2 separate regions of the Homo sapiens genome follow, and region 1 is linked to region 2. A link is a loop called in an ENCODE intact Hi-C map of the cell type or tissue named here. Cell type or tissue: Calu3. All regions are shown on one strand. Links, peaks and the distances in the headings refer to the core of each region. The heading gives the core; the rest is flanking DNA.

The links. Peaks named below come from ENCODE experiments on the same cell type or tissue, not always from the same donor. Only the 100,000 strongest peaks of a DNase experiment are listed, where the experiment ranks them.
Region 1: it touches region 2 in a loop (2.4-fold over the local background); 3 of 110 quality-filtered maps call a loop at or near these places.

What each region holds. Positions count from the first base shown.
Region 1 is chr2:12,097,489-12,113,996 of GRCh38, reverse strand. All of the region lies in intron 2 of MIR3681HG (MIR3681 host gene), which reads right to left. LOC105373433 (a long non-coding RNA gene) reads left to right here and starts at 4,291. Exons shown (of 4, transcript XR_922808.2): 1 at 4,291-4,445; 2 at 5,672-5,903; 3 at 8,413-8,703; 4 at 9,010-9,441. In Calu3, for the core only: no CTCF peak of the experiment used is centred there; a DNase peak (open chromatin) is centred at 7,506.
Region 2 is chr2:11,858,647-11,875,154 of GRCh38, reverse strand. It overlaps LOC105373430 (a long non-coding RNA gene), which reads right to left. Exons shown (of 5, transcript XR_922803.3): 5 at 8,871-9,305. Among named protein-coding and RNA genes, the nearest start is that of MIR4262, 30 kb to the right of the region's middle. RefSeq lists enhancers at 4,231-4,300, 11,623-11,672, 14,239-14,338 and a silencer at 11,303-11,352. In Calu3, for the core only: no CTCF peak of the experiment used is centred there; no DNase peak of the experiment used is centred there.

The DNA of each region.
Region 1 (16,508 bases), core at 6,403-8,902, 240 kb before region 2:
TTTGGGAGGGAGAAGACATGATATTCTCAGAGCCCATTTTCCTTCACAACATGGGTCAGTGTCTCAAATTAGCACTTTCTCACCTGGGAAGAAAACTAGACTCTGAGGAAATGGAACAGAGGGCAAAGCCATTTGCCCAGATAAATGGAGGTGAGAGATGCCCAGAGGAGGTGACCTTCCTTCATTACCTCTTTGTCATGCCTTTCCTGTGTTCCCCAGAGAACAGGCTTCTCCCTTCTCTGTGCCAACATATTATCTTTCAGCTACTCCCCTCCATGCGGCCACCTTTCCTGCCACATGCTAATGATCTGCCATAAGTCAGTCTCCTACAGCAGAGGAGTGAGCTCCTTAAGTGCAGGGCACTCTCTGTGTCTGGTTTATCTTTGTGTCCTTAGCCCAGCTCAGGGCCTGGCATACTAAATAGCAAACTAGATTCTCCCTGTGCATGCACTTAGAATTAATTTATGCCCTGCCAAAAGCAGCCAACCATGGCTGTGTGTCTGCCCTTCAGAAGTGAGAATGTTTGCCAGGTGCTCCCAAGGGCAGGTTCTTATTTCTTTGTAATATTTCCACAAATGAAGAAATTTTCATTCCCAATAAGTATATCCCCATTGACTGCCAGGGCTTGCAGTTTTGCCTTCTCCTTTTGAAAACTGCACACCCACTACTTCATTCAGAGGGCCTGGAAGACATCAGCTTGACCATTTGCACACATTAAGCAAAGCCATGCAAATCACATCATGTCACTTTGCTTCTTTGACTCTCCCACTTGAAATAACATCCAAACTCCTGACTGGGGCCCACAAGGCCCAGCACGATCTGTCCCTGCGTCCTTCCCAGCTTCATCTCCTGCTACCTTGGCCTTCTGCTCACGAAGCCCCAGGCACATTTAGCCTCTGCTGGTTCCTAGAACATGCCAAGCTTCCTCCTGCCTCAAAGGCTTGTTGCTTGCTGGTCCCTCAGCTGGGAATCTCTCTCCCTGGCATTTCCAGTGGCCAACTCTTCTCATCGGTCAAATGGGAGATTAAATATCACCTTTCCTGAAAGGGCTTCCCCCATGCCACCCCATTCTTACTGAAGTAGAATCTGCCTCATTGTTCTCTAGAGCGATGTCTAGAACATTGCCAATTCTTTTGCAGCGCCAATTTCAATAGGAATTGTTCTGTATAGTCATTCATTCATTACTTGCTGTCCTTTGATGATGTCAACCATGTCTGCCTGACATTCTGTCACCTCCAACACCATACATCATAACAGAATAATGCAAGAAAGCAATTTCTGAGTGCTTGTCAAGGGCCCAGAACTCTCCTGTGCTCTTTACAGGCATTGCCTCTTGGGGGATATTTACCATCCCCACTTTACAAATGCGAAAACAGGGCATCAGTGACTTGCTTAAAGTCACACAGTAAGTGTCATACTTAGGATTTGAATCCCTATTGTCTGACTTCAGCATCAATGATAATATGATTACAACCCAAAGCCATACAGTATGCAATAAATACATTTCAAATAAATCAATATTTAAAGCAATAATGGCAGACCTTATAATTGCCATGATTGTATGTTGCTAGAAGACTGGAATCATGTCACGTATCCCTTTGGTGTTTTCCAGCACCCATCACAATGCTGCAATGGAACAACTGAATTGAAGTTTGCAGAAAGTGGGACTGTAGTAACAACTCGACCCATGGCAGTTGTCCTGAGTATAATGATGTTAAGCTTTTAACATGGATCAAATCCCATAGTGTGCAGCATATGGAGTATTTCAAGATTATTAGGCCAACTCCTTTCTTTACAGACTCGTTTGCTCTCAAGACCATATCCTTGCTTAGCCTGGCACACCCGGGTCTCCACGACCTGCCCTTGCCCCATCTCCAACTTTTTCCCCACTTCAGCTCCCCTAGCAGTCCTGGTGTCAATGGCCTGTTGACTTTGTTTTGTCATGAAGCTTGGGCTTTAACTTTCCCAGTGGAGAAGCTACTGAGGAGTTTTATTTCGGGATGTGGCATGGTTTGATCAGGTGAATTTAGGTGGAATACTGCAGACTAGATTGGAACTCATAGCCTGGGCCACCATCACGGGTGCACAGCACTTACAGGTATATAATAAATCACTGTGAAAGGAAGAAAACAGAGAAGGAATTGCCCTTGGAAGAAGTCAGCTGAGTGATGATGAGTAATCAGCTGAAGAACATGGTCTTTGATTTCTGGTTACAAATATAAGAGCATCCTAAATGAGGCAGATTAAAAATTAATAATTTGGAGGATGTTCTTCAGGTTGTACAATTTCTCTGTTAACCTACTTAGCACGTCACCAGGCAAAACCAGAGAAAAATAAGACGGAGCTCCCAACATCAAGGAATTCACAGGACAGAGCTGACCTAAGAAAACCCGTGGCCCAGTCAGGAGGAAAAGGAGAAGGCAAGGGAAACACAGCCCTACCCTGGTGCCGAAGAGCCCTGAGTTCCAGTCGTGCCTGGGACTCCTTCATAACCTGCCTGGGGTTTACCAGTGGAAAGCCACAAAGCCAGCTGAACCTGAACCTCAGACTCCAAACCTGTGCTCTTTACAACAGGAATAAATCAGCCTCCCTGATCCTCCCCCATCACCCACCTCATAGGACTGTGTGAGAGCCAGAAAAATCTCTAAAGAGCTATGCATCACATAAGTATTTCTGTACAAACCTCAAGGCTTAGAAATGAACTACCTGTAGCTCCCAGAGCAGAACCCTTTGGCAACGTCACATTTTCCTTCTCATGTGTTCTCAATATTTAAATCAACCCCTTGAGAGGCTCATGTAGCAAATGGGCTGTATTTAGTGGGCCCAGAGACTCTAGTGTCATCCTCTACCCTCCTTTTCCCTTTTCCTCTCTGTTGCTCTCCCTGTTTGTGCAAACCACCTAAAATGATTTCTATGCTTTACCAGAAATAGAATGTTAAACACTATTTTATTCATTACCAATAATAGCCTGTTTTTTGGTTTTGCTTTGTGTTTTTTGTGGTTTGTTTGTTTTTGCTTTTTTTTTTTTTTTTTTTTACTATGAAACCAGCATGCACTTAAAAACAGTGTGGTGGGCCTTCGTTTTCTCTCATATCAAATAATTCCTAAGGCTTCCTCTGGCTCTGACACTGTGTGCTTTTTCCTATTCTAAACATGCGTACGGAGTTCATTACCCCTGCCATGGTTTGCACTGTTTTAAGAGTCCTGCTCTAAACAGATAGCAGCATTCTCATTGACCGTGTTCAATTCTTTCACTGTTTTTCAGTTTGCACATACACTAAGGGAAGTGAGGAAGCAGGTGATAGTATGGTTCCTGCCCTTGAGATACAGGGATAATGAGATCTCTCATAGACCTGCAGATGTTCATATCATTTCAGATCCCAGAACAGGCATCCTCCCTTCACTCCACGTCACAGGGATGTATATGCTCCCAGGTACCATGGCACTGTTAAGAGGTCGCTCTGATTATAGATCTTACAGAACTCATATTTCATCCTAAAGAATGTAGAGCTTTTGTAGTTTCTAATGTCCAGGCAGAGAAAAGGATATTTAAGGACTCTGAAATAACATGGCAGGAAATTGAGATTCACTTACTGCATATAAAGTGATCGAAAAATCCCCTCTTTCACTATCTCTTTTCCTCTTGGGTCTGTGGTTCACAAACTGCAGAGCATAAATCGTGAAGCAAACCATGCTGGAATATCAATAAACCCACATCGACCCGAGGCAGGAACTCAGCTTGCAGTGTGGGGATGTTTTTTTTTTTTTAGACATTGGTTGGCAGCCAGGTTGATGAAAGGAGAAACCAAAGAGAATAACAGCTTTGCAGCAGCAAAAAAGAGAGTTAGAATTCAGGAAATGTAAGCCATGTGCCTCTCTGTAAATTCATGAGGAATGAAATCTCACTGGTGGGGTGGGGAACAGTATAAATAATAAAAACACCAACACTATCCCAGACAAAGGCTACAAACCCCAAGTCTGTGTAGTCCCCAAATGTCATGAGTTGAATTGTGTCCATCCCCACCCACCCCAACCCCTAGCAAAATCCATATGCTGAGGTCCTAAAGCTCAGCACATCAGAATGTGACCATATTTGGAAACAGAGTCTTTACAGAGGTAAACAAGCAAAAGCAAGGTCATTAGGGTGGGTCCTCATCCCATCTATGGGACTGGTGTCCTTATACAAAGGTGGAATTTGGACACAGACATGCAAAGCATGAAGTTGATGCATGCAAACAAGCCCACACTGGTGTGAGCATGGCTGGGGCCCCAGAGGAGGGTAGACGTGGACCAGGGGCAAGAGTGATAAACTAGAAACAGCTTGAGTTGCTGGAAAACCAAGTGTGCTGTAGACAAGAGCTCAGCATGAAACCGGACCCGCCAGCAGGCCCCAGATTGTGGAGAGCTTTTAGGTCCAGCTTGATTGATTTAAGACCACCTGGCTGGTGAGTAGCAGAGATAAGACTTAGGTCTTCTTTCTCCCAATCCAGTGCTAACTCTACTAAGTCATAATAATGGCTAACATGTATTAGTAGTGATAATAAGATACTGAGCACGTTAAATCATTCAATCTTTACAAGCACCCAATAAAATAGATATTATTATTACTAATTCCACTTTTCCAATAAAAACTCTGAGACTTAAATGGGAAGTTTAAGTATTGCTCAAAGACACACAGCTGGTAAGTGAGTATCAGTTTTCTTTTTCTTTTTTTTTTTTTTTTGAGACGGAAGTTTCGCTCTTTTTTGCCCAGGCTGGAGAGCAATGGTGCGATCTCGGTTCACTGCAACCTCCGCTCCCCGGGTTCAAGCGATTCTCCTGCCTCAGCCTCCTGAGTAGCTGGGACTACAGGCATGTGTCACCATGTCCAGCTAACTTTTTGTGAGTTATTAGTAGACACGGGGTTTCACCATGTTGGCCAGGCTGGTCTTGAACTCCTGATCTCAGGTGATCCACCGGCCTCGGCCTCTCAAAGTGCTGGGATTACAGATGTGACCCACCGCACCTGGCCAAGTATCAGTTTTCTTAACCATTGTCACTGTCTTATGGTTCTTCTGTGTTGTCTTCTGTGGCATGAGTATGTACAGGAAAAAAAGATCGGCTTATATAATGCATTTGAGATGGGAAAATTCAAGTACGTGTGATTGTGCAAGTTATACGGTTATATTTATTGAAAAGAGTACCCTTTTATCCATTTATTTCTCAATATGGTAAAATTTGACATGAATTTCAGGGATGCTTAATATTTGTCTTCAATGGAGACAGCAAAACAGAGCCCAGGGTGACTTTTCTCTTGCTTTGCCTGTCTATGTCTCATGATGGTGTCCTGAGGAGCATTTTGGTCAAATACGATTAATGTGCTGATGCATTTATTCCTGAGAATCTCAAATATATCTATTGTGAGACCATCTAGAAGAAGAGTCTCTTACGAAGAAAATGTGGTTTAAGAAAAGGAAAATGAACCCTCAACCCTTATCTGGACTAATAAGCAATTATTTGTCAGAAAAGTTAGGGTTGGGCAGAAGAATTACCCTTGAATGCTACCATGAGCTCTAACTCCCTGCAGTTCTACATCAGTGTTTTGACAGAATGCATGAAAATACTGTGTTGGAATATGACTTCCAAAGAATTGAGGAAAAGTAAAGTCCACCCATCTCTGCTCTTAATGCAGTGCTGAGTATGTGTGTGTTCCACCCTTGATGCTATGTTAGGAAGAGAACACGAGACAGGAGGCTGCTTTCTTGATGCAGAGCCAGGCTGAGAAAAGTAAATACCAGAATGTGTACGATGTCAGATGGGCAGAGGCCCAGCAGAGAATGGAGCAAAGGAAACTATAAGGGCAGCAACCTCAAGGCTGGGGAGTTCAGCATGCAAAGAAGATCGACCTGGCATTGGTGCTTAAGGTATGTTCACTAGTGCTGAGCTTGGAGCCAGGGGGAAAAGAGGCTGTGGTGGTCCCCTGAGAGTGTGTGGATTACGTGTCGGCCAGGGCCAGTGCTGGATCTCCACAAAGGGCAGGGCTAGAGAAAGTTGCAGAAGGCTTCAGAGGGAGCAGTGTCCTCATGGTTAAAGCACAACTGAAGTTAAGGTTCCCACATTCAAATCCAAGCTCGAGTTTGGGCAATTACACCACCTTACAGGCCTCAGCTTCCTCATCTGTAAGTTTATGATAAATCATAGTCCTGATTTGATGGGGATTTGTGAACAGCAAGTAAAATAATTTCTATAAAACACTTAGCACAGCCCCTATCCTAGAGTTAATGCATGACAGATATTAGCAATGATTATTATTATTTGAAGAGCTGACATCTGAGCTGGGCTGTGAAAGACGAGTATTTTGCTAGGTGGAAAAGGGTGGGGGAGGACATTCCAAGGAGCGAGATTAACATTGGAATCGATTTTCCAGGCCAAGAAGAAAAATACCTCCTTTGTGAAAAGTTCCTTTTTAGCCTGACTATTAGAAAAAGCAAGCGAAGAATTTCATATGGGAAATGGGATCTGAAACTCCACCTTTCATTCTGAAATCCAGGAGATATAAGTTTGCATTTTATTATTCCCAGTGGGTTGGTCTTTTTTTCTTAACCTCCATTTCCACTTCCCCTCAAAGTACTTTGCTAAAGCATTTTGCTCTCACACCAAGAAATGAATAAGTTGTTTTGGAGCATATAGGGATGTTGGTAAATGAAAACACAAAAGCTTTTTAAGTTGATCAGCCCCATCGGTCATTGGTTGGTCAAACATGTATTGGGTTTTTTCTCCATGCCAGGCACTATTCTCAGTTAGAGGATATAAAGGTACTTACATCATTATCGCTGCCTTTGAGGGGCTCTGACTAGTGAGGAAGAAGACGAGGTAACCAAACAATTATGATTTCAAAGGACAGAGGAAACAGCGAGGTTCCCAGCAAAGACAAGCATAGCATGGAGGGCCAAGGGAAATGTTACATGATAACTAAAATCAAAATTAACCTCTTAAAATTCCTCTCTGGAAAGAACGCTGGAGTTCAGCTGACTATATAAGACATAGGTTGTTCTCCAAGTCCCACCTGGTGAGTATGATGAAGTGTGCATGACTCGGCCCCGTATATAAGCTCTAGAAAGCTTCTTTCCCATTGATAACCACATTTGTTACAGGAACCTTTTCCTCCCACTGGTGTTTCACACTTTCAATTTCCTCCTTCTGAAAGAAAAAGTTTAATCAGGGTTGAATTAAATTAGAAATGTTAATGCTGGGATTATTACCTCTGCTTTCGGAAGAATTATCTTTAATAACGTATTTCATTCATCAGCCCTGAATGCAGTTTTGAACCTACCACCTCCTGATGTAGTGGAAGCAGGGTGGAGCTGGGTTTCCAGGGCAGATTGTGGCTTTCAGGCTTTATCAGGCATTGAAGGCTCGTGTCCCACATGGAAGGCAGCGTCCAGTCACTGCTCATTCAGTGTCAGCATGCAATGTACAGCTGCACAGCTGCGCGGGGATTCTTGGAACTCAATGAAGATGACTCACAGGGCTGGGGGTAGGAAGGACGGCCCCTTGGGGTGCTGGGGAAGCCCGAGGGAAGCAAGTTTAGTCAGACCTCCTGGGCTGCCTCCCTGGGAACAAGTCATCGGAGACAACATTTTTCTTTTCTTTCTTTTTTATTTTTTGAGATGGAGTTTTGCTCTTGTGGCCCAGGCTGGAGTGCAATGGCGCAATCTTGGCTCACTGCAACCTCGGCCTCCTGAGCTCAAGCCATTCTCCTGCCTCAGCCTCCCGAGTAGCTGGGATTACAGGCATGCGCCAACACACCTGGCTAATTTTTATATTTTTAGAAGAGATGGGGTTTTGCCATGTTGGTCAGGCTAGTCTCAAACTCCTGATCTCAAGTGATTCACCCACCTCGGCCTCCCAAAGCGCTGGGATTACAGGCATGAGCTACCGCGCCGAGCCGGAGACAACATTTTTCTATCCCAGTCTTGCTGGCTCTTCCAGGGAGGAAGCCGGGATGTAGCCGGTACAAGCCCTCGAGGCAGAACCAGGCAGACTTCCACCCTCCACCCCACCAGCTCTGACATTTTCTACGTGTACCTTGCCTAAATCTCTAAAGCTATAGGTTTCCCACTGTAAAACCGGTTAGCAAAACCTGCCCTGTAGAGTTGTAATGATAATAAATATAGAAACACTTCCGTGACTGCCAGAAAAACTAAAAGTAAAATCATAAATGCCTAGCCGAAGTCATTATGAGTTCCTTTCTCTCTCACTGATAGATTGTGAGCAGGACACACGCTCACGTGTTTGGATGCTCCGTGTCCTAACACAGCAGGGGTGTTAGCTGAACAAGTGATGAATAGTTGTGTTGCAGGAATGTCTATGTAGGAGGCTCAAGTGTCTCATCTATGGCCTGTGGTACACCATTTTTATTTTCACTCCCAGCACCAGAGAACCAGCACCTGAGAAAGGCAGAGAATAGAACTCAGCATTACCGACCTGGAGTCGGGAGCTCCAGATCTGCAACTCATTTCACCTCCTTGGGCCTCAACTCCCACTTTCTACAGGGGGAAGTTTGGGCTTGTGAAGATCTTAGATACCTTCCAGCTCTACGTGCTCTATGGAAGAAAGCCAGTATTTATTGAATGCCTACTATGCGCTCAAACCCGGGCAATGCTATGGGGCATTTGGCGACAATTCAGTGGACACGAAGCCTCTCGCCCATCCCTGATTCAGGTACCCAGTGCAGAATCACCCTTGGGGGCTCATCTGTACACTGTGGAACGGGATGCCGGGCTGGTGGGAAGGCAAGAGGTGTGGCTGGTAGCTGGAGATAGGCATGGCAGTGCCCTAAGTTGCACGGTGGTACCTCTAGGAGACTGTAGTATCTCCTCTCACACCACAAGTATCCAGGAGTCAGAGGGAATGTGATGTTAAATAACAAATAATAAACACCATGACAGACAGAGACAGTGGAAAAAAACAAAAAGCTTTATATTCCAGTGCCTTTACCAGCACATTTTTCCCTCGTTTTTGAACAAGGATTCCCCACATTTGCAACAAGCCCTGCAAACTAGGTAGTCATTGGGCCTGCCGAAGACTGCATAACATGAATCCAATCATGAGAAAAGATCAGACAAACCCAGCTGAAGGACCTTCAATCAAATCTCTCTCCTGCGAACTTCCAAGTCTCAAAGTGTGGGAGGTGAAGGAACGACTTCAGAACTGTTCCCAGTTGAAGAAGACAGAGCTAGACACAACAGGTATTTCCGAACTGAATCCATTTGCAATAAATCATACATTGGGAAAAATTGGCAAAACTTGAATGGTGTCTGAAGTTTAGATGATACCAATTCATTAATGCTAATTTTTTTGATGGCTAGATTGTATTTTTATAAGAGAATGCCTTGGTTTGTAGAAAACACAGTAAAATATTCCAATAGCATTGGGCATCATTATTTGGCTCTTTCAAATATTGGCAAATTATTTGACAACGTTTTAGAGAAAAATTGTTTTGTATTTTATCTGAAACTTTTCTGTAACATTGAAATTGTTTCAAAAAAAATTTTAAGAAAAAATATCAAGCCATGTTTAAAAAAAAAAAAAAAAGAAATGGCAAGCAAATTGAAACAAATGCACAGAGCAGAGAGGTTACATGGTGTGCCTAAAATTACTGTTGTCAGGGTCAGGAGCTGGGGCATCCACACGAGCCTCCTCTGTTCGAAGCCCTGGATTCTCTATCCTCTCCCGCTCTCTTGTTCAGAACACAAGGACTACGCTTCAAACTCCTGGCCTTGGCAGGCTGGCTAGAAATGGTTTGTTTCTCTGCTTACTGACCTTGTCTGACTTTCCAGACAACACTCTAGATGGTTTCTCTCTCGACTTTACAGGCTTAAATGTATCAGGTGCTTGAGAATCAAGTTTTGGCCACTGGACACCATGACCCGGTAGAGTTCTTATCATTCCATTTCTAGAAAGTGATGGAGAAGCTGTAACAGAGTCCAATATATTTGGCCAAGGGTGCTAAGCAAGAAAATAAAATGACACAAATACAATTTAAAGGGCTCTGGACTCAAGACATGTGGAAAGAGGTGGATACAGAATTACAATTGTTTAAAGTAAATAGTGGAGCAGTACAGGCCCCGATGTAGAAGCATAAAGGAATTCATAATCATGCATCAGAAGCCTTTTCAGACGAGACAGCTTTTGAGATTTTTGAAACCTGAATAGGTAACTTGATATCAATTAAAATATAGTCATATATAAAAGTTCTTAGTTGTACCAAAAGCAGAAAGATTTTGCTGTGTTGCTAGAAAAGTTTATAGTCTGCAGTTCATATATACATACGTACATTTGGCACATCATTAGCAGTGTCACTGAGACATACGACACTGTACAATGTGGCCCCTGCCTTCCATAAGCTCCTATTCTAAGGAGGGATACAGAGAATTAAGCCAATTGAACAAGAGAACAGAGTGAAGTACCCTGGGAAAGATGCATGGACAGAATGCAGATACAGAGAAGGAAACGGACGCCAACCAAGGAGATCAAGATACAGTTTCCTTCTAAACACATGGAAACACGGACAACCTGCTAACTTAGTATTTTACTGAATTACAATACACTGTCAGATAATATAATAGAAGTTGCACTCACACAGACTTGGGTTCCCGTCACAGCTCCTGTACGGTTTTAACCAAAATAGTTAACCTATTTTAGCCTCAGTTTCCTCAACTATAAACTAAGAAAAACTAGACGTACCTCCTAAGAGAGTAGATCTTAAATGTTCTTATGCACACACACACACACACACACACACACACACAGTGAGAAGTATGTGAGGTGATGGATATGTTAATCAGCTTGGTTTAATCAGTCCACAGGGTATCTATGTATTAAAACATCGCACTGAACAATATATACCATTCTGACTGGTCAATTATACCTTAATAAAGCTGGGGAAAAAATAAACTTACCTTATGAAATTAATTGAGATCATTGATGTGAAGTGCAATTCATTAGAAAATACTCAGTCAATTTTAGCATTACTTTTATTACCATTAATTATAATTTGTCTACCCATGAATTTTATTCAACATGAGAAGAAATGCTAGCTCACCAGTCACCACACAGTGTGCTGTGTCATCACGGCCACAGGAAGGGAAGGGTCATGTACGGCCTGCAGGATTCTGAGGGACATCTCAGTTGCACCCTTTCTCTGGAGCAAGATTACAGATATGATCCAAGTAATTTTGACAAGGGGTTGGACACAGCATCCAAAAAGCACCCAAAGGAATCCTTGTCTGACCAAAGTGAATCTTCACTGTCAGGCCACCTGACACAGAAAGCCTTCAATAAATTCTTACCAAGTGGATGAATGAATGAATAAATGAACAAGTGAGTGCATGCATGAGGAAGGATATGAACAACTCTTCTCCTTTCACATGAGTTTCCCAAACTGAACAAACCAGGCACTGGGAAATCTTTATGATTCTTCAGATTCAGACTCACCAGCACATACGAAGTCCTCTCGTGCCAAGCCCTGGGCTCCCATATGCTTCATCCTTGTTTACTTTCTCAACAACCCTTTGGATTAGGATGGTGTTGCGACCATTTTATGAGTTTGGAAATGGAAATCCAGGAAGGTTCCTGTCTTATCCAAGAGTTATCCTGCTGGTTTGCCAGAGTCTGAATCCAGTGATTGCATTCCTCATTTAATGACCCAGCTCTTATGAGGGCTGGGAACGTAAAGTCTTTCCACCAAAATGTGCCTCTCTTTTACTTTCAGTTTTCTCACTTAAAGCTCAACTCTCTACCAGTCACTCATTCTAGAAACCTAGGCAGCAACTGAGGCTCCATGTTTTCCCCCATTGCCTGTATTCCTAAAAATTACCAAGAAGCCCAGTTCCCCTTCCTAAAAATCTCACAGATTTCCCACCATCCTCAGTCCTTCATACTAGTCCCCTGGTGCAGCCCACTGTCTTCTATGATCTTGTCTAACTCAACAGTCTTCCGTGGGGTAGAGCCCTCCAGCCTCTGTCATCTCAAACCCATCCTTATAAACAGGCACAAGGCACAAGAGTCATTAGAGAACACGTGAATGACACCTCACCCTCCAGCTTTCCACTCTTCAGCCACTCCTCTTTTCTCATGAGAAAACCATGCCTGGCATATGAAGCCCATCAGTGTTTGAGTCTTTGCAATTTGTCCATCTTCATCCCCTACCATTGCTCTGCCCCCACCATCACTCAGAGCTTACAAAGTGCTCAGACCTTAATCCCAACACTTTAGGAGGCCAAGGCAGGAGGGTCACTTGAAGCCAGGAGTTCAAGACCAGCCTGGGCCTCACAGTGAGGCCCCATGTCTACAAAAAACTAATAATAAAAAGTTAGCCCAGCGTGGTGGTGGAAACCTGTAGTCCCAGATACTTGGGAGGCTGAGGTGGGAGGATCACTTGGGCCCCAGAGTTTGAGGCAGAAACGGGCTATGATCATCCCACTGCGTACCAGCCTGGGTGACAGAGTGAGACACTGTCTCTAAAAAAAAAAAAGGAAAAAGAATCTTTCTAACTGTCTTACATCTATTAACTCCTTCAATCTCATAACACAGCTATGATGGGGTTACTATATTAGATGTGAAATCTGTGAGAGAAGAACCAATGTGACCACGTCTTAAACAACTATTTATTCCCAATGCCCAGCATAGAGCCTGGATCATCATAGGTACATACTCAGTGAACCACTTGTTGGATGGATGGGGGATGTAGGGATGGATGGATGGATACAATAAGGGATAAAGACATCTAATGCTAATAATAAAAATAATCTAAAGTTAGCTGTTCCAGCAACACTGGGCTCAACTAATAAGAACTCCATACTCTTCCTCTCTCCCAATTTAAAATCTCTAAAATCAATCGTATTTTCAACATGCTGGTTGCAGGTACAAACATACTCTGGAAGAGAAAAATGATAAACTGATGGTGAGTGAATGTGAGATACCATTTGTTCTCTCCTTTCCCCAAACCCTTGTGAAGTCCTGCCAAGCAACCCAATGAGAAGACCAAGGTCATAAAGTCTCTCTCTGTGTCCAGTCATTTGCATTCAACTGAGACCAAGGAAACCTGACTTGCCATATAGAAATGCTGTTTCTGGAATCCTTCAGCTATTGAGCTGATTTGCATTATCCCTTCAACATGAACTGATTTTAAGTGGGAGAAAAATCAACTTCTGTTTTGCACTCTAATGGGAGGATAAAAGTTATACAACCATGAATTCCACTGATTAGAGATTCCTGCTCATTTTCTGCTGCCTGCTAGCCATTTGGTAGCATTTTAATTTAACTTTCCACTTGCATATTCTCCATTAATATTTATGAAATGATTACTAGCTTCGGCTTACTCTGTAAAAACTGGATTTGAAGCATTCGGCAAAATACATTTGCTAGTAGTTGTGAACAAATAATGCCATAACAAGCTGTTAGGAGGCTTTTATTTCTTAATGTAGCTTTTTTTTTCCCCCTGAAGCTAACATAACTAAAAAGCAGTGTGGGCCTAATCAGCAGGTAGAGATTCCAATAATTACACTAAGCATTGTATATTACAGGAATCCTTAGAACAAGTCCAATTTCTGGCTTTGAGTGGAATCTGTGGAGTCTTTAATCCCATTAGATAAAGTTTGGTTCCCACGACTTAGGTTAGCATCATAATAATAACTAGGATGTGTGACGATCATCATAGTTGGAAAAGTTCTTTTCCTCATACGTTTCTATTCTATCCTCACAGCAACCCCATGAGATGACTATTACTATCGTTTCTACTTTACAAATTTGAGGTTTTAGAGTAAGAAAGCCTAGGTAATATCGTTCATTTAATAGACACAGTCTGCATGACTGTCCTGCTCCAGGTCCTGTGCCCAGTTCTTGCATCTGGAGGGCACACATTCAAGTCCTTGCCACCTGGGAGCTCATAATCTGTGCAGAGAGGCACTCAAGTAAATAGATCATTGCCGTATAGCGAGGGACAAAAATGACCACCGTGGAGGTCTGTGCAAGGCACAGCATAAAACCAAAATGAGCTCATCAAAATGGTAACAGGAAGCCAGAAGGAGGGTATTAGAAAGTTTAGGAAGTTCTCACTCTCCCAAAGGAAAACAGAGAAGCTGAATGCTAAGCACAACTAGCAAATATAGTGCAGGGGTGTAGAGCATCGTGACCTACTCAGGGCCTGCTATGCTGCAGCAGTGAGGTGGGAGGGCTGCTTGGAGACGGAAGCCTGGACCAGATCACAGAGGGCTGTGTGCTGGATTCATGTTTTATTTTTCAGGTGAAAAAGCATTGCCAAAAAGATTTTAAGTAGGGCACTAAGGTGACAAGACATGTGGGCCAGATAAGTTGTTGAGCAACAAGGAATGACTAAATCAGAGAGTAGGTACCCAGAGGCAAGCAGACCAGGTAGAAGTTCAGGAAAGCAGTGACGAAGGCTTGACCTTGGCCACGGGGCAGCAACAGTGGGGATGTAAATCAGGCTGCAGGAAGTGGCAGAACCCTTTATTGAACCAAATGCCATGCTCTGCATACCATACCACACTATCTTTAAAGACAGGCTTTAGAAACTATCTCTATAAGCACAAAGAAACCAAGAGGGTAGCACCCAAGAATGATGAGCCCCCTCCATTGGAAATGGAAGTTGAATGTATTGCTTACTATATATGTATATACATATACATACACACACACACACACATATACACATATATACACATATATGTACACACAATAATATATACACTCTAATATATATAGTAATAAGGCAGAGTTACACATTTATATACACACACTAACATACACACATACATATATACACATATATGTACACACAATATATATACACTAATATATATGCACACTAATATATAACACACATACATATAGTAATAAGGCACAATATATATACGTACATATACACATGTATATATACACACACAATTATATATACACTAATATACACACACTATAATATATACTATATATACTTTATACATACTATATATAGTATGTGTATATTAGTATGTATGTATACTAGTGTATGTATATAGTATATATAGTAATAAGGCTGAGTTACACACTAATATGTATATACACACTAATATACACACATCTATACATATGTACACACAATAAGATATATATACACACTAATAAATATATACACACACTAATATATATAGTAATAAAGCAGAGTTACACACTAATATGTATACATTAATAAACACACACACAATATCCACACACTCTACTATCTCTCTGTATATTTATTTAGACAGTAGTAAGGCAGCATTACATTGATCAGGCTCAGTATCAACAGTATTCTGAGCCAGGCTGGCTCATGGCAAAATCAGAGAAAGTGAGCAGTTTGGCCTTCTTGCTTCCTTCCTCCCTGTCCAAATGATAGCATTTTCAGGGTTAGTGGCTTAAAATGTCATTTCTCCAAGATGTACTGTCATGAAGAATGTTTGAATACTCTGGTCCAAGAGAATGTATCTTCACAGTGGAAATCCTGGAGTTTGAAGAGATATTGGGGAGATCTGGGGCCATGCTGGGGAGCCTTGGCCGTGCATTCTCTTCTGGCTTGTGTTCATTTCCACCTCCATGGTGGAATTCGAGGGCTTCCAGGACAGGCCCCGTTTATTTTCATGAGCACAGTTTTTCCTTCTCCTAGCTTAGAAGTTCCTGTCTTTGTATTAGGGCCTCTAGAGGTTTGCAAGTAAAATATAATTCTCCTTGAGAGATAAATTCATGCAGTCATTATCCACTATTAGAAAAGAGTAATGATTAAACTGCTTTGTAAGGATTCAGTTGGTTAAAAGGAAATAGAACATTGAACTGATCCGCAGGCTTCAAAGGTGACAAAGGGGCAGAACTTATGCAAAGAAAGGAGTTACTGGTTAAGTTTTCAAGCACTGTTGAGGTGGCGCTGTTTGAAAAAAGATATGCTGTCTCATGTATGCAGAAGCATATATACACGCACATTCCCGCTCACGCACATACATGCACACACAAAGCACTGCTGGGAGGAAGGGGCTGGATGACTAACCCGTCTGTCGATGACTTTCTAACAGAGAAAGCTGTCCTATGGTGAACACATTTGTCAAACCCAAATCAAAACTCATGTTCTAAAAGAAATGGCTTTTTCCTTTTATTTTTCTTCAGCAAAATGAATATGCTAATAACATCAGAGGCTCATCATCTTCTTGCACCCGATGCCCAGAGGAACAGTGATTTCTGCCTCCCCACTCTCCCTCCTCTCACTCTCAACAGCACTCGCCTCCTAGTTAGCAGAAATGATTGCGGCTCTTTGGTATAAATGCCTGTTCTCCCCTCCTCTTCAAAATATGTCTCTACCCAACTCCATCTTCTTTTAAACATGATGAAATGGGATAACAAAAACTGCCTAAGCTCTAGTGTCTGACACATTGGAGACTGAATTCCAGCCCTGGCAATTATAAAATGTGTGACCCAGGGCAAGTTCTTTCTCATTTTTGAGG
Region 2 (16,508 bases), core at 6,274-8,773:
GGGCGGAGGGGAAGGGTGGGGGCGGAGGGGAAGGGTGGGGGCGGAGGTGAGGGGATGGGGGGGCGAGGGGACAGGGGGGCAGGGTGCTGGAGGCGGGGCAGGACACCGGAGTGGGGAGGAGGGGAGCGGACGGTGGGGGGAGAGAGGGGAGCGGACGGTGGGGGGAGGGGGGTATGGGGTCGTAGGGACGGGGACAGAGGGACAGGGATGGAGGGAAAGAGAAAGAGTAACAGTCAAAGAGAGTTGAACTAGGAAAGAATAAGGTTGCATAAAGAGTACTGGCTCCCCACCATTGAATTTCAAGTCAAGGTTAGAAGATGACCGAGTTAGGAATGCTCTAGAGGAAATCCAATGTTAGATTGGTTTAAATGACTTATAAAGTTGCTTCTAACTTGATATCCCAACATCTTATAAAAAAGGAGATTAAAAAGGTTTGTTGTTGTTGTTAAACAATTGAGATTTCCTCCAATCTCAATCTCCTCCCATATTAAATATCTGCATTCAGCTTGCCTGAGAGATCATAGAAAATGCTTACTAAGTATGGCACCAGAGTTAAATTTCCGATTAGGCCGAATTTTGTAGTCACTTGAGATTTTTTAAGAAACCTGTCCTGTTTATTGTGACAACAGAATGACCTTGACAAGGAAAGGAAATATTTTCTAATCCAAACAACTTCAGAAGACCACGTTCTTTATCACCTCAAGAAGCATCACATTTGCTCCTGAAATTTGATTCATAATTTCCCCACGGTCTCTCTCAAATGGAGTCACACATTACAAATGAGAGAGCATCTAAGAACTAACTACAAACTTTGTTAACTTTTATGCTTTTGCCTTATAGTTTACCAAATAATGTTTTCTCCTCCCACTTACCAAGAGCTATGGTCAAAGTTAATTAAAATCTAGGGTAGCTGATGCTTCCATTTCCTGAATGGCAATGGAAATGATTCAAAGAAGGTTAGCAGTTACATAATTACTCATAGTATATTTTATATACCAGAGGCATCTCTTGTGGGCTTTGTATTAAGTGAATAATAGCAATGTTGTTTTGACTGAATAATATTTCAGTTAACTCCATGGCCGCTAAGTAGTTTACACTTAGAAAACCAAGAAGACCATTTGGAAATGTGTGCATTGAAATCTCCCATACGTGGTTGCACAATATGCTTTTCATTATTGCACAATGTCGTCAAGAATGGAACTAATAAAGCTGATATTTCATGGTGCAGGGTGCAGACTAGCAGTTTGATGTAATGTTTCAGCTCACAGTTTCTTGTATACAAGGAACGGATTAAACTGTTCAACTGCAGACAAAGACCACCCAATGTTTAGCTGCTCAGGTGAGGTATAAAAAATTGGCTCACCGCTATTTTCTCCCAGAATGAATGTAACTGATTGACCTATCTCCAAAACAAGCTGACAAAGTCGTAAATTGATGAATTCAGTTCCTGTTCTGGGAAAACTATGAATTAATTCAGTTATGTTCAGTAAGCCAAAATGTTGTAGTCATTAGGAAGTTTTTTAAGAGCAGTGGTTTTGATGTCTTTGTTCCTGCATTGTCAGTGGTAAGTGGAAGGCTTGGTGTTGCGATAGATCCACGTGACAGTGCATTAGCAGAGAGCTGTTCACGCACAGGCATGCCGTGTGGGACAGCAAAACGAACCCTCTCTGTGTCCCTGGAAAAATTATCAACATGTGACTCTCAATGCCAGAATTTCACCCAATCACTAAGAAATCCTCATCCCTCACATAACCTCTCCTACCCAGCATGGGCTTTTTAAGTCCTAAGCTGAATGGGCACCACCTATCTCTTCTCTGCATTCATGTAGCAAAATCCACTTTCATTTGTACATTTGTTCAGAAATCATTTTTGCTCTGTGCAGGAGGTTTCACAGACCAAATCTCATCTCATCCACATACCAAATCTGCCATGCAGGGATATTACTCCCATTTTTATGGTTATTTGCCTTATTTTCACTCACTTCTAGTGGTGTTGGTCCATGTGTTTGCTAATGCAGCTGAGCGTAGGAGAGAGGTTTGCCCAAGGTCACCAGGTTAGTAAGTCAAAGCTGATGTCAAACTCCAGGTCTGTCTCAATGCGTGTTCTTTGATCAGCTCCTGTACCAAACTATTTTGTATTTGGTCAGACACTGCAGCCTCCTCAGTACTGTAGCTGCATCCATTTTCTCTTAGTCTCCAACAACAATCATTTTGGATACATAACAGACACTGTCCACCATGTTTACACAATACAAATAGCTCATTCTCGCTGCGTACTTACTATGGGCTGGCACTGTTCCAGGTGCTTTCCAGGTTCTTTACACCCTGTTCAATTCTCACAACAATCAAGAGGAAAGTTACTAGTGTTATCTTCATTTGACAGATGGGAAAAATGAGGCACAGAGGGGTTAAGTAACTTCCTGAAAGCCACAGAGCTAGGAAGTAGCAAAGTTGAGATGCAAACCCAGGCTGTCTGTCTCTAGTTTGTGTTTTGGACTTCTGCACTAAACTGTTTCAGGGGTTCCTCTATCAACATAAGGAGGCTTTATTGATATAAGCAATCATTATTTATCATTCTTTACTAAATGTCTCCTGCATGCCAGCCTTGGACAGGTCCTGGGAACCCAAGGGTTAATAAGACAATGTGGTCCTTCTACAATAGTGGAAGAAACAAGCACTAAACGACAAAGAGCTATGAAGGAAAACACACAGTAAGCAAAAATGAGGATGGAGAGTGGAGGACAAGGCTCCTTTCAGCCTCAGCGGTCAGAAAATGCTTCCTGGGTTTTTTGGTTTTTTGTTTGTTTGTTTTTGTGACAGGGTCTGTCATCCAGGCTGGAGTGCAGTGGCACTATCACAGCTCACTGCAGCCTTGACCTCCTGGGCTCAAGCGATCCTCCCTCCTCAGCCTCCTGAGTAGCTAGAACTACAGGTACACACAACCATACCCAGCTAATTATTTTTTGTAGAGACGGGGGTCTTGCTATGTTACCTAGGCTGGTCTCAAACTCCTGACCTCCCACCTTGGCCTCTAAAGTGCTGGGATTCAGTCATGAGCCACCATAACTGGCCTCTCTGGATCTAATTTGATGAGATTCAGCACTGCCAAAAAACAGAACTTACAGGTGGGAACGAAACAGTTTCCCTCCTTCAAAGATCATTTTCTCAGCCTAAGTTTGCATCTCTACTCACATACCCTTGCCAGGTATGTGGCTCCAAATAAGTTACTTAACTTCTCCAAGAAACCATTTTCCCATCTATAAAAGAGGAGTGAGAACAATAATCACCTCATAGATTGCTGTGATCATTAGAAGTAATGTAGAGAAAGCATGGAGCAGATCCCTTGCCACATGGCAGGTCCTGGGCCAACGCTTGTCCTTGCCTTTCTTTCTCCTCTTCAGCCTGATCAGCTGCATCAGGGCTGGAGCCTGGTATCCTGGAGCAGGTATGGAGGGAGTGTTACAGCCCAGCCACCCTCATACCTGGATCTTCTTGGCCAGGCACATGACATGCTCATAAGTCTCTAAAGTAAAACAGATCTGAGGCCGGGCACAGTGGCTTATGCCTGTAATCCCAGCAATTTTGGAGGTCGAGGCAGGAGGATCACCTGAGGTCAGGAGTTTGAGACCAACCTGGCCAACATGGTGAAATCCCCCCCTACCCCAAGTCTCTACTAAAAATACAAAAATTAGCCAGGTCTGGTGGCGGCAGGTGCCTGTAATCCCAGCTACTTAGGAGGCTAAGGCAGGAGAATCACTCAAACCTGGGAGACGGAGGTTGCAGTGAGCCAAGATTGTGCCATTGTACTCCAGTCCGGTCAGCAAGAGCAAAATTCCATCTCAAAAAAAAAGAAATGTAAAGCCGATCTGAGTGTCAGCTGTGAATCACTACTGTGTAGGCCAGGTGGACAAAATAAAGCCATTGATTTTTTGGTAACTGCTCTCAAGTCTATCAGTCAGAATAAGGTGGGTTTTGCTGATATAATGAGAAACAATCCCAAATGCCCAAGACTTCAGACAAGAAAGGTTTATTGCTCACTTGTGCTACACGTCATCATAACCGACAGAGCCTCCTTCTTCAGGGACCCAGGCTGAGGGAGGCTCTAATCCTTGTCTCTGCAATGGCTGAGATTACAGAAAGCAAAATGGCCCATCAAACACTAGTTTTTGAGGCTTCTGTCCACACGCTACAGTCCATGACAGGTCACATGTACCTAATTTCAAGGGAGTAGGAAGTTGCAATTTTACCGAGTGCCTGGAAGAACAAGAAATACTCTGAGAACAGCACCCATGAGAACTACCAGGAGTTTGTAGAGACGCTGTGCCACAGCCGAGCTGGAGAGGGGAAATCCCACCTCAGGAGGAAACCATCCCCTTCTGAGCAATGTCAGTGTGGCTGCCCAGCAGGTTCCCTCTCCCCTTTGGGGAAGCACCTCACATTATCCACAGCTTCTCAAACATCTCCCCAAAAGCAGCCCTAACAGTAAAAGGAGAATTCAGAGCACCCGGCAATTTAAGTGCCAAAGAGACCTTCCACTGGTGAGCAATTTCACAAAGCCTTGTTTTACCCTATAGTTCATGTGGATCTGCAGCCTACTCCATTGTGTGTTACTGTGAGTTTTAATATCAAAATCAATGCTTCTGCAAGGTGTGCGGTGCTTGTGTTTTTCCCTCATTGCTAACCCATCACTTCATGTTTCTGGAAAATCTCAGTAACAGATCCCTGACATTCCAAAACATTATTCCTGAAATTTTCACAAATTGCCACAATCCCTAATTCCATCACTTTCTTACTTAGGTTGCTTTTCTTTTTCTAGATAAAAATGCTATCTGCCATTCACTCAGAGCCTCGTGTGTGTCAACAACTTGGCCTGCGTTGCCTCATTCCAGACATACCAGTTTTCCAGGAAAGGGACAGCAGGACTGGGGTCTCTCCTAATGATTAGGAAGTAGAAACTCAGGGAGATTCAATGACTTGTCAAAAGCCACACAGCAAGTAGCAGAGAAGCAATTTGAACCCAGTTCCAAGCAGCTCTGAATCCTTGCCTTTTCCACTGTAATCATATTCCCTCTTAGCTTCAGCTAAGAAATCAAACTCAGGTCTCCATCAACGCAAAAGCGAACCTCAGGCACCAGTTGTTTTCATCATTGGTGCAAGATTTTGGTTCTCTTTCAGGAGCAAGCTTCATCGAAAAATAAAGTTTTACTACTTTGCAAGTAGTGTTACAGGAGTCACTACAAAGCAGGTGCCACACGAAGATAGCCTTGATCACTCACTACAAAGTAGCTCCTTGTCACCCGACAGCCTCATAGCCACTGGGATTCTAATTCACAACTTGGAAAGACACAGACCACTATGGGTCATGGGCCTTTGGGGTTCCTGGTGACGACTCAAATCAGATTGTAAAATACAGAAAGAAGAGTCTCCACCCACCTCAGGGTCTGGATGACAGGAGGAAAGGTCCACTAAGAAGAAAAGCCATGGGTACGAAAGTGGCGCAGTTTCCTTGATGCGCTTAGAGCTAAACTCCAAGGCTCCACAGGCCCATGCTGATCAGCCTCGTGCCCAGTAAACAGGATCCTGAAGGCATTTACCCAGGCCCAGCTGGGAGAAAACATCACAATAGAGAATCAGCTCCACCTGTCAACTCTGGTTTCAAAGACAGCCTTTCCAAACCTTGTTCTCAGTGGCAGAGCCATTATGTTTTACATTATTTAAGAGATGGGTCAAGAATGAAATTGTAAGCATAAAAGTAATGAATGTTACAAAACAAAAAATTAAAAAATACATTTGACAATAGAAAATGCTAAATTCCTATGTGTCGAAAAAAATCCCCAAACAAAATTATAAGGCCAATGACAACCTAAAGGGGAAAACATTTCTAATGTATAGGATAACATGTCAATGACTTCAACACAGGGTCATCATACAAATCAACTTAAAATATATGTCCTTTGTCTGAGGAAGAGAACATTTGCAGAAGGATAAACGGTCAAGAAGTATTTCTAAAATGTTTATCCTTACTGGCAACCAGAAACACAAATTAAATAAAGGTACTGCTTTTTACCTAATTGATCTTTATTTTTTTAAGATAATACTTAGTGCCCTTGAGAGTACCATAATGTAGGCCCTTTCCCTCGGTGCTGTGGGAGAGTAAATTCCAGGAAAGCAATTTAGCAATACATATCAAAAGCCCTACTAATGTTATCTCCTTTGATCCTGTAATTGACTTCTGGGAATCTGTCCTAGGAAAATCATCAGAAATGTGGAGAAAAATTTTTATTCCGGAATATTCACTATAATGTTATTTGTTATAATCGAAAGAAAGAAAGAAAAAGAAAGAAAGAGAAAGAAAGAAAAATGAAACCAACCTAAATGGCAAAAATATAAGTAAAAAGGCAGGGTAGGGTTAAATAAAATATGGTGGGGAGAAATGATAGAGTATTAAAAAGTACCATATTTTCAAGAATTATTTGAATGACATGTGGAAATGTTCAAAATATAGTCAATCAAAAAGACAGACTCTAATACCACTGTTTTAAAAGAAAATATTACTGAAACATATATACACACAGTCATACACTCACTAAAATGCTCATAAAACAGATAAGGAAATAAGCCACTAACAGTGATTGTCTCTGGTGTGTTACGGGTAATTTGTTTTCCTTCTTTATATTTTTCTGTATTTTCCAAATTTTCAAAACTAACATTTATATACATGAATACACACAAACATACTTTTACAATTAAGAAAACACTTTTTGAAAACAATGTGGTAGACTGAAAATTTTGCCACATATTATTTACTTCCCCATATCCATGCCCTTGGGCACTTGGGCAGTGGCACACCACACTGAGCTTGGCCTCTTGACTTGTTTTGGCCAGTGGATTGTGAGCAGTTGTAATGCAAACAAAGGTTTGATGGCACTTACCTGTGGGAGCTTGTCTTAACTTGCTGCTTTTGGAATCCTCCTACCAACCCCTGTGTGAAAGAGCCTGGGCTGATCTGCTGGACGATGACAGATATATGGCCGAGTTCCCTCACTGCCCCAGCCCTAAGCTGACTAACAGAGCTGCCTAGCCAACCAGCAGCTGAACACAGACACAAGAATGATCACAGCTAGATGAGCAGAAAACCACCCAGCTGACCCCAACCCCAAACTGGCAACACACAAATTATAAAATAAATACATTGTTGTTGTTTTAATTCACAACATTTTGGGGGCAGTTTGTTATGCAACAAGAACTAAATTATATAAGGAAAAATGTACTCTAGTAGTAAAGTGGAAAAATCCTGGGTTTCTCCTTTGGGTACATTATTTAACCTGTGACTCCATTCTGTTATCTATAATGTGGGAATAAGACTGCTTGCTTCACTGGGAAGTTGGAAGAATCAAATGAGTTAATGTACATGAAGGCAGCTGACACACAGTAAGGCTAAATAAATATGACATGAATCTGAATTACTCTTGTCAGTAATTATTGGGAAGAAAGAAGCATTTAAAAATCTTAAGAAGAGAGGAATCAAAATATCTCCATCTCCACAGCTTAGGAGTAGGTTAAAAATATGATATTAGTATTTTTAGAATTTTATTATGAACAATGAATAAAGGATAAATCCCTGGGCTAGAATTTGGGGGCTTGAGTTTTATGTCCTGTTATGGACTAAGTGTTGTATTAATTCAAAATTGATATGTTAAAATATAATCCCCAATGTGATAGTATTTAGAAGTGGAGCCTTTGGGATGTAATTAGGTCATGAGGGTGGAAACTTCATGAAAGGGATTAGTGCACGGTATTAGCCCATTTTCATGCTGCTGGTAAAGTCATACCCCAGACAGGGTAATTTATAAAGAAAAAGAGGTTTAATGTACTCACAGCTCCACGTGGCTTGGGAGGCCTCACAATCATAGCAGAAGGTGAAAAGCGTGTCTTACATGGCAGCAGTTAAGAGAGAATGAGAGCTAAGTGAAAGGGGAAACCCATTATAAAACCATCAGATCTCATAAGACTCATTCACTACAAGAACAGTATTGGGGAAACTCCCCCAACGATTCGATTCAGGTATCTCCCACCAGGTCCCTCCCACAACACGTGGGAATTACGAAAGCTACAATTCAAGATAAGATTTGGGTGGAGACACAGCCAAAGCATATCATGCCATTATAAGTGGCCAGAGAACTAATTCACTCTCTTTTCTCCACGTGAGTAACAATGAGAAGTCAGCAGTCCACAACCCAGAAGAGGGCCCTCATCAGAACCCAACTGTGCTGGCGCTTTGATCTCAGACTTTCATCCTCTAGAACTGTGAGAAGTGCACTTTTGTTGAAACCACCCTGTCTATGGTACTTTGTTACAGCAGCCCAAATGGACTAAGACATATCCTACTTCTGCCATTGACTTGGAATATGACATAGGGTGTTTTTCCTATTCCAACTTAATAGGAACTTATTTCCTTAGTGGTGGTCTCTGGGGTCTGAGTCAATTGCCACAGAGCCAGAGAAGAATTGAATGCAGAAGTATTTGAGATCTAAGCTTAAAGCCCAGTCTCCTCCTCTGGATGTTCACATAGTCATGCCCATCTGCTTCTCCTGCCACTCACAGCCCACTCCACCCTATTTGCTCAGCACTCCAGCCAAACGAAACAGCTGGCTATTCTCAGGCAGGAGGCACGACGATTGTACCTTACTTATGCCATCGCCTCTGCTTGGGACACCCTTTTGCACAGTCAGACTCCTACACAGAGCTTCAAGACTTGCCCTGGGAAGACTCTTCTGACCCCTCAGATAAAATAAGTATCTCTTTCTCTCGTGTTCCCACGACCTATTTATCTTAGGTCAGGTTTTCTAGAAGCAAAGGCTAAGACAGGGATCCTTGTGCAAGTGATTTATTAAGGGAGTTCTCCTGGGAGAACCCTTAAGGAGAGGGAAGCAGAATAGGCCAGTGGGAAAAGCCAAGCAAAGATGCAGGCTCAGCTGAAGTCCACGTGGAGGCCGAACAAACCCTCAGAGTCGGCCCACCTGAGGCAAGTTGTGTCTGGCCTTCTGTGCCCCCTGCTATCAGTCAACCACAGCTGGAAGCCATCCCCAGACAAAGGACATGACCTTCCAGGCATTTCCAAAGCAGCACCCGTTACCCAAGACGATTCAAAGGGAAGGGCGCAGCTGTAGGCCGGGTGAGCCATCAGGTAAAAGGGCGCTGGGGGCACCGGCACTGTCACTTATCATCCGCCCCTCACACCTGCGCTTCACAGGCAGTTCACTCCATTAAGCACAGCGTGTTCTGGATTCTGGTTGATCACAATTTCTGGAGAAACATAAAAGAGCAAGGATGTTAGGATGAACTGCCGCCTCCACTGCTGAGTGGGTCCCAAGTTTGTCTCCGAAACTCACCATTTCCCTTTTCCACCAGCGATACAACATTTCCCTCCCCAGCAGCTGGGAGGTCTGCTGAGCTATGTGGATTTTCCTGAGGGAGATGGTACCCAGATCTTCACCTGGGGCAGCGGGGTGCAGGGAGGGTCTAGCCCCCGGGTTTCTTGTTCTTATTAGGCCATAGCTGCGGAACCTTTCCATTTCCTCTTAGAATTGAGTGTGGGAGTGCCGGGGGTGCCCAAGGGATCACCTGATGCCCAACACATTTCCTCCTGCCCCCACTGTGAAGCATTATGAAAGCAGCAGCTCACTGTTTCCTCGTGATGAGCACGGTTCATTACTCTTTTTTGTTTGTTTCTTTCTTTCTTTTTGAGACAGAGTCTTACTCTGTCACCCAGGCTGGAATGCAATGGCGCAATCTTGGCTCACTGCAACCTCCATCTCCCAGGTTCAAGCAATTCTCCTGCCTCAGCCTCCCGAGTAGCTGGGAATACAGGTACCCACCACCACGCCCAGCTAACTTTTTAGTAGAGACGAGGTTTCACTATGTTGGCCAGGCTGGTCTCAAACTCCTGACCTCAGGTGATCCACCTGCCTCGGCCTCCCAAAGTGCTAGGATTGCAGGCATGAGCTACCATACCTGGCTGGGTTCATTACTCCTACCGAGGTAGTAACTCCTTTCCTTGCCCAGTGATCTATTGGCACATGAACCCAAAATGACCGGGCAGCAACTGCAGCTTTACGTTTAGTGGGCTCTTTACTGTATTCCCTGATGGTATTAATAATTATTTCCCCTCCGGGCACCAAGAGCTTTAGATCCTCAGAGCCTAAAATTGCAGAGACAGACACAAATCCCCACGTGATTGCTCGGGGTGATGGGGAGCAGAGCCACTGCTGCTTCCATTTCGGGGTTCCTGGACCCACCCCTTCCATCTATTCTGCAGCAGGGCTCACTCCAGGGACTACACCTGCTCTGTCTTCTCACTCCCCTTTGCGCAGACTTTGAGAGCAGGGTTCATTTGTATTGCTCTGTGTACATACACTCACTCCCACTGCCCTGCATCAGTAAGGCCACTGATGGAGGAGAAAGGTGCTTTCACATGCCACATATGCCACACCTCTGAGTGGTATGGCTCATTTTCCTCAAGCAAAATATCAGGACCATGGTCCTAATACCTAACACCAGGATGATGGGTCAGGATGTTAAATTGGAGCCAACTCAGGATATCTACAAAAGCAAAATGGCTACTCAATTTGGGTAAAGAGCTGGCAAAGTTAAAAAATATCATAAGCAGTCTATATGTGGTCAGGAAGAAGGGGGACACCGAAGACCAGGATATATAAAGGCTCTGATCCTGGCGGAAATTCAACTTTGGAAATTAGGCTCATTTCTCTGCCAGGCCAGGCTCCCCTTATTTGGAAATCAGGGCAGCGAGATTGTCACCTGGGGTCACAGCAATGCACCAGGTCTCTGTCCCAAGGACCACAGTCTGTCCAGGCTCTGGGAGTGGAGGATGGGCTGGGCAGGGTGTGTGTATGGAATGTGCTAGACAATGGCCAGCTCCCTGGCCACAGCCAACCCTGAATATCCTGCCTTGGCCAGAAGGGTCCTGGAGAGGAAGCAGACACCGAACAATTGGGAAAGGTCTAAAAACCGCAGGAGTCGGCTGAATACAGCCAAGAGGCTGCCCAGTGATGCAATTCATGGGAGACAAAAAAAAAGAAAGAAAGAAAAGGAAAAAAAAAAAAAAAAGAAAGAAAAAAGAGCCCTCCAATCCTACCCAGGAGCATTCATCATTCAGCGTGACCTTCCAGGAATCTGCTGACAGACACAAAGTGTTTTGTGTAACTTTCTGCCTGGGACCTGGAATGACTGACGTGTCCCAGAGAAGGGGCGGAAGGGAGCTGGATGGTGGGGAGACTGGGGGAGGCGGGCAGCCTCGGTTCCCTGCAGGGGATTGTTGGGCACCATCTGCTGGTGGCAAGGGGAACGACACCCCACCTCTGACCCAACAAAGGAAAGCAATGTCTTGGGAAGCAAGTACTGAGGGAGGGCGTCGGGGAGAGGAACACAAACACACTTCTCACCTGCTGAGCCAGAGGCTTCCACAGGTACCTTCTGGTTAGGAAAGAGTTGCTATGCCCATCTTACAGATGGGAAACTGAGGTTCAGGGAGGTGATTAATTTCACCAAGGGTAAGAATGGACGAATTTGTTGCCATTGAATAACCATTCCTTGTTCTGAACTCATTCACAGAGGCTGGAATAGTTCCTGGAACATAAATGCTGGCTGAGTGAATGGCTGAATATGGCTTGAGAAGTAACTTGTGTTTTTGTACTATGCCTGTCTGAACCCAACAAAATAGGAAAAAGTCAATGCAAACCGAGAGTGGTGGCTGCGATTGCAGATGGCTCTCCGGAAACGCCCAGTGCATGACATCCTCCCCGCCTCCTGTTTCATCTGACAAGATTACAAACTACTTCAAAGCCTAGGGTAGGTTTTACTCCTTGTTGACCTCAACCTAGCATTTAGCTGTCCTGGAGGGGCCACAGAAGGAAGAAAGACGATGGAGCTGCATAGGCAGGCACCAGATTTCAAAGAGTCTCAAACCGGTGCAAGGTGACAGGTGACAGGCTACCACTGAAGTTCTGAAGAACCCTTTGCTATTGTGACAGCTTTTCGCCAGCCACCCAGTTGTTTCATGTCTCAGTGGAGGACCCTTATCTTCTCAAAGGTCTAGTGATATTCAGGTACATCAAGCCTTTTCATGCTGAATTCTACCAACATGTCCATCCATCCCGTCCTAATCCCACCCCCCGACACACACACACACACACACACACACACACACATCCTTCCCCCAAACACAGAAACATACCTACACACCAACACTCCTACACACAGGCAAAAACTTCACCAGTCATCAACTGTTACACAGTAAACATCAACATCTCTAAACGCTGAGATAGGTAACATCTTTGAATCCTTGCAATTAATTCCTCCATTATCCATTATTCCTCCATTCTCTCTGACTGGGATGAACATCGCCCTCGGGCAAACTCCCGTTCAACCGTCAAGGCCTATATCCAACATCACCCCACTCTTTGAAACCTTTCCCTACCCCATCACCATTTAGTGTTCCCTTCTCTGACTACCCGGGGAATATGTTTGGAGTTGACAATAACACTTAAAGCATTGTCTTCATGTGTGCATGCTGTTGATGTAAGTAGTAAGAGTTCATTGAATGAATAAATGAACAAATGAACACAGTTTCTTAAAATCCTCTAAGAAAAAGAAAAGGAATTGAGCCAGCTGGAAAGGGAACCTGGCCATCACCAGCCGCTGCAATTCTAGCTTTGGACCCAGGCAGCTCTCAGCCCCTTGGCCTGACCTGGCACCTTTCCACAGATGTGACTGACTGCCCTTCTCAATGTGGGAGGGAAAAGGGAGGCCCCTAACTAATGGAGGGAAATGCACAACTAGTCATCGAGAAAAATTACCTTCAAAAAACAGCAGCATGTCAGAAGCTTTGAGAGCTGAAAGTTTCAACATCCAGCAAATCTCCCCAGACACTTTTAGGCCAGCATTGAACACTCATTTCTTGTTCTCAGGCTCTGACCTGTCTTGGTATTTACCTAGAAAAGATGACTTCCAGACTGCCTGAGAGACATGCACCGTGACTATTGATTAAATGAATGATTTTTAGATGAGAGCATGAAAATAGCCAAAAACCAGTAGTCAATCCACTCATCCAAGATTTTCAGCCTTGTCCCGAGCCCCTAAGTTCTGGATTGGAATGATCCCTCCAGGAAGAAGAAGGACACCAACATTTACTGAGCATCTACTATGCCTCTGCCACTGTAGCTGCACAGCTCGGCTTCAGGGTAGATGTTATCCTTTCCTGACAGATTAGGAAAGAAGCTCAGAGAGGTGAAGTAATGTGCCCAAGGGTACTCAGCTTGTCTGTGGGGCAGCAGGGCTCACTCCGAGGGCATCGAGGCCAGTGCCCTGCCCACTCCACAGCCTCTCCCTGCACACTGAGGGGGCTAGAGACCAGGTAGGAGAGACTACTCACTTCCTTGGGTTATTTTTCTCTAAATTACCCCTTCTCGACTCCTCATCCCATGTGGGAATGATATCAACTCTGAAAAGGGTTTGAGAGAAACTTCTATCTACTGAGAGAGAAACAGCAGAAAGGACAGCAGAACTGGAACCCATTGTTATTCATTCAACAGGCACGTGTGCTGCAAGCCCACTGTGGGCCAGGTGTGGACCGGTGGAGAGTTGATGCAAGGCCTGCCTCCAGCGGGGCTCTGCCCATCCCATCCTTGGCACAGCATGGGAGAACCAACACAGCCCACTCCTTAACTGGGGAACATAATACTAACTAAGCTTGCAACTAGACATGCCACCAGATTTAAGTAGAGCTTGGCAAAGGCAGAAAAGCCAGAAGATCGTATCTTGCTGGCTGTGAAACTAAGTTTCAGGCTAGCAAACCCTTGCTCAGCCTTCCAGAACAGTATTACCATGAAGCGTTCAGAAACACTCATTGCAAAAGCCAAAAATCACCTTATTTGGGGAACATAGAGGCAAGGAAAAATGCTGAGTGTGGATCTTATAGAGAGAATAACTGGCACATCCAAACAGCAAGACCTTCCCTCTGGGAGAGCAGAATCCCCATCAGCAGCAGAGATATTTGCACCTTTATTTCCCATTTATTTATTCATTAACAAAAATGCATAGAGTGACTACCAGGTCCCAGGCCCTGTCCTAGGCACTGGAGCTGCAGCAGGGACAAAATGGACCAAATGTCTCAGCCACACATGGCTCACATGCCAGTGGGAGAAGACAGGTAAAACCAGGAAGTAAATCCTAAGCAACTCAGGAAGACAATAAGCCCCATGGGGAAGCTGTAGTACAGCAGGCAAAAGGGCCAAGAAGTGCAGGTGGCTCTGTGCAGCACTCAGAGAGTACACCCATGGGAGAGACATGCTTCTGGTCCCCTTTGAGGAGCTGCTGAATAGTACCTGAGTCAGAGCCATTTATAAAAGCAGTGGCAGATGCAAGATGCCCTCATGGAAATCTGCACAAGGGTTCAAGAGTCAGAGAAAGAGACCCCATATTCTTCCTGGATGGATAAAGGAAGGCTTCCTGGAGGAGGTGGCTTGTGAACCAATGTTGGCCAGCAGACCTGGGGCACTGGCTCATTTCAGCCCACAGTCAAAGGCATAAGTGCACATGAGCAGATGTCAGTCCCCGGCAGCATTGTCTAGCCTAGTGTGCTAGTTTGCTAGGGCTCCTGTAACAAATATCACAAGCTAGGTGGCCTAAAACAACAGAGATTTATTTACGTCCTCACAGTTCACATCCAACATCAAGGTGTTGGCAGGGTTGGTTCCTTCCAAGGCCTCTGATATGGTTGGGCTGTGTCCCCACCCAGATCTCATCTTGAATTGTAACTCCCACAATTCTCACGTGTCATGGAAGGAACCCAGTTCCATAGGGGCAGGTCTTTCCCATGCTGTTCTCATGATAGTGAATAAGTCTCATGAGATCTGATAGGTTTAAAAATGGGAGTTTTGCTGCACAAGCTCTCTCTGCCTGCTGCCATCCATGTAAGATGTGACTTGCTCCTCCTTGCCTTCCGCCATGATTCTGAAGCCACCCCAGCCAAGTGGAACTGTAAGTTCATTAAACACTTTTTTTTTTTTTTTTGAGATGGAGTCTCTGTCGCCCAGGCTGGAGTGCAGTGGTGTGATCTTGGCTCACTGCAGCTTCCACCTCCCAGGTTCAAGAGATTCTCCTGCATCAGCCTGTTGAGTAGCTGGGATTATAGGCATGCACCACCATGCATGGCTAATTTTTTTGCTGTTGTTGTATTTTTAGCAGAGATGGTGTTTCACCATGTCCTCCAGGCTGGTCTTGAACTGCTGACCTCAAGTGATCCACCTTCCTTGGCCTCCCAAAGTGCTGGGATTACAGGCACAATTACTGGGATCCACCACACCCAGCCTAAACCAATTTCTTCCCAGTCTTGGGTATATCTTTATCAGCAGCATAAAAACAGACTAATACAGCCTCTCTCCTTGGTGTGCCAATGGCTCAGACAGCCACCTTCTCCATGTCCCCACGTGGCCACCCCTCTTGCTCACATCCTGGTCGCCCTGTGTGTCCCAATTTCTTCCTCTTCCAAGTCATGGGTCAGATGGGATTAAGACCCACCCTAAAGTCCTTCTTTTAGTTTAATCACCTTTTTTTAAGGCCTTATCCCCAAATGCACTCACATTCTGTGAGGCTGAGGGTTAAGGCTTCTACCCGTGGATTTTGCAGGGACACAGTTCAGCCCGTACATAACAACTAGCTCGCCAAGAAATAAGTGCCTGCTCTGGGTCACACGCTTTCTCTGCAGCGAGGTGTGTTCCAGTGAAGTGTGTGAATTGGTGCACCCGGGACCATGAACTCCACCTTATCCTACAGCCCCTCCCTCAGTGGCTGCTGCACTCTCCCCCCTTGTTGGTGCATGGTCACCCTCGACTATAGACTTCTCCAGGGTTCCCACCAGGAGCACAGCAAAGCTTCTCTGTATCATCTTTTATCTCAACACAAACAATGCACCTCCCACTCCACAGCCTTGGCCCAAAGGGCATGGTCAGGAAAGATAGGCCAACCACCATCCTGCTCCACTTCCCTCTCTTCTCTTTCTCATGTGCTTCTGGACATGAAGGGGCAGACTTTCAGCTTCCTCATCCCCTCTGGAAGGAACTTCCTCTAAGCAGAGGTCCCCAGCCCCTGAGCCACAGACTGGTAACAGTCTGCAGCCTGTTAGGAACCAGGCCGCACAGCAGGAGGTGAGTAGCAGGCAAGGGAGCATTACTGCCTGAACTCCACCTCTTGTCAGATCAGCAGCAGCATTAGATTCTCATAGGAGCACAAACTCTAGTGTGAACTGTGCATGCAAAGGATCTAGGTTGCATACTCCTTATGAAAATCTAATCCCTGATGATCTGAGGTGGAACAGTTTCATCCTGAAACCATACCCTCAACCCCTGGTCCATGGAAAAATTGTCTTCCACGAAACCAGTGCCTGGTACCAAAAATATTGGGGAGCGCTGCTCTAAAGCATATTCTCCTGCC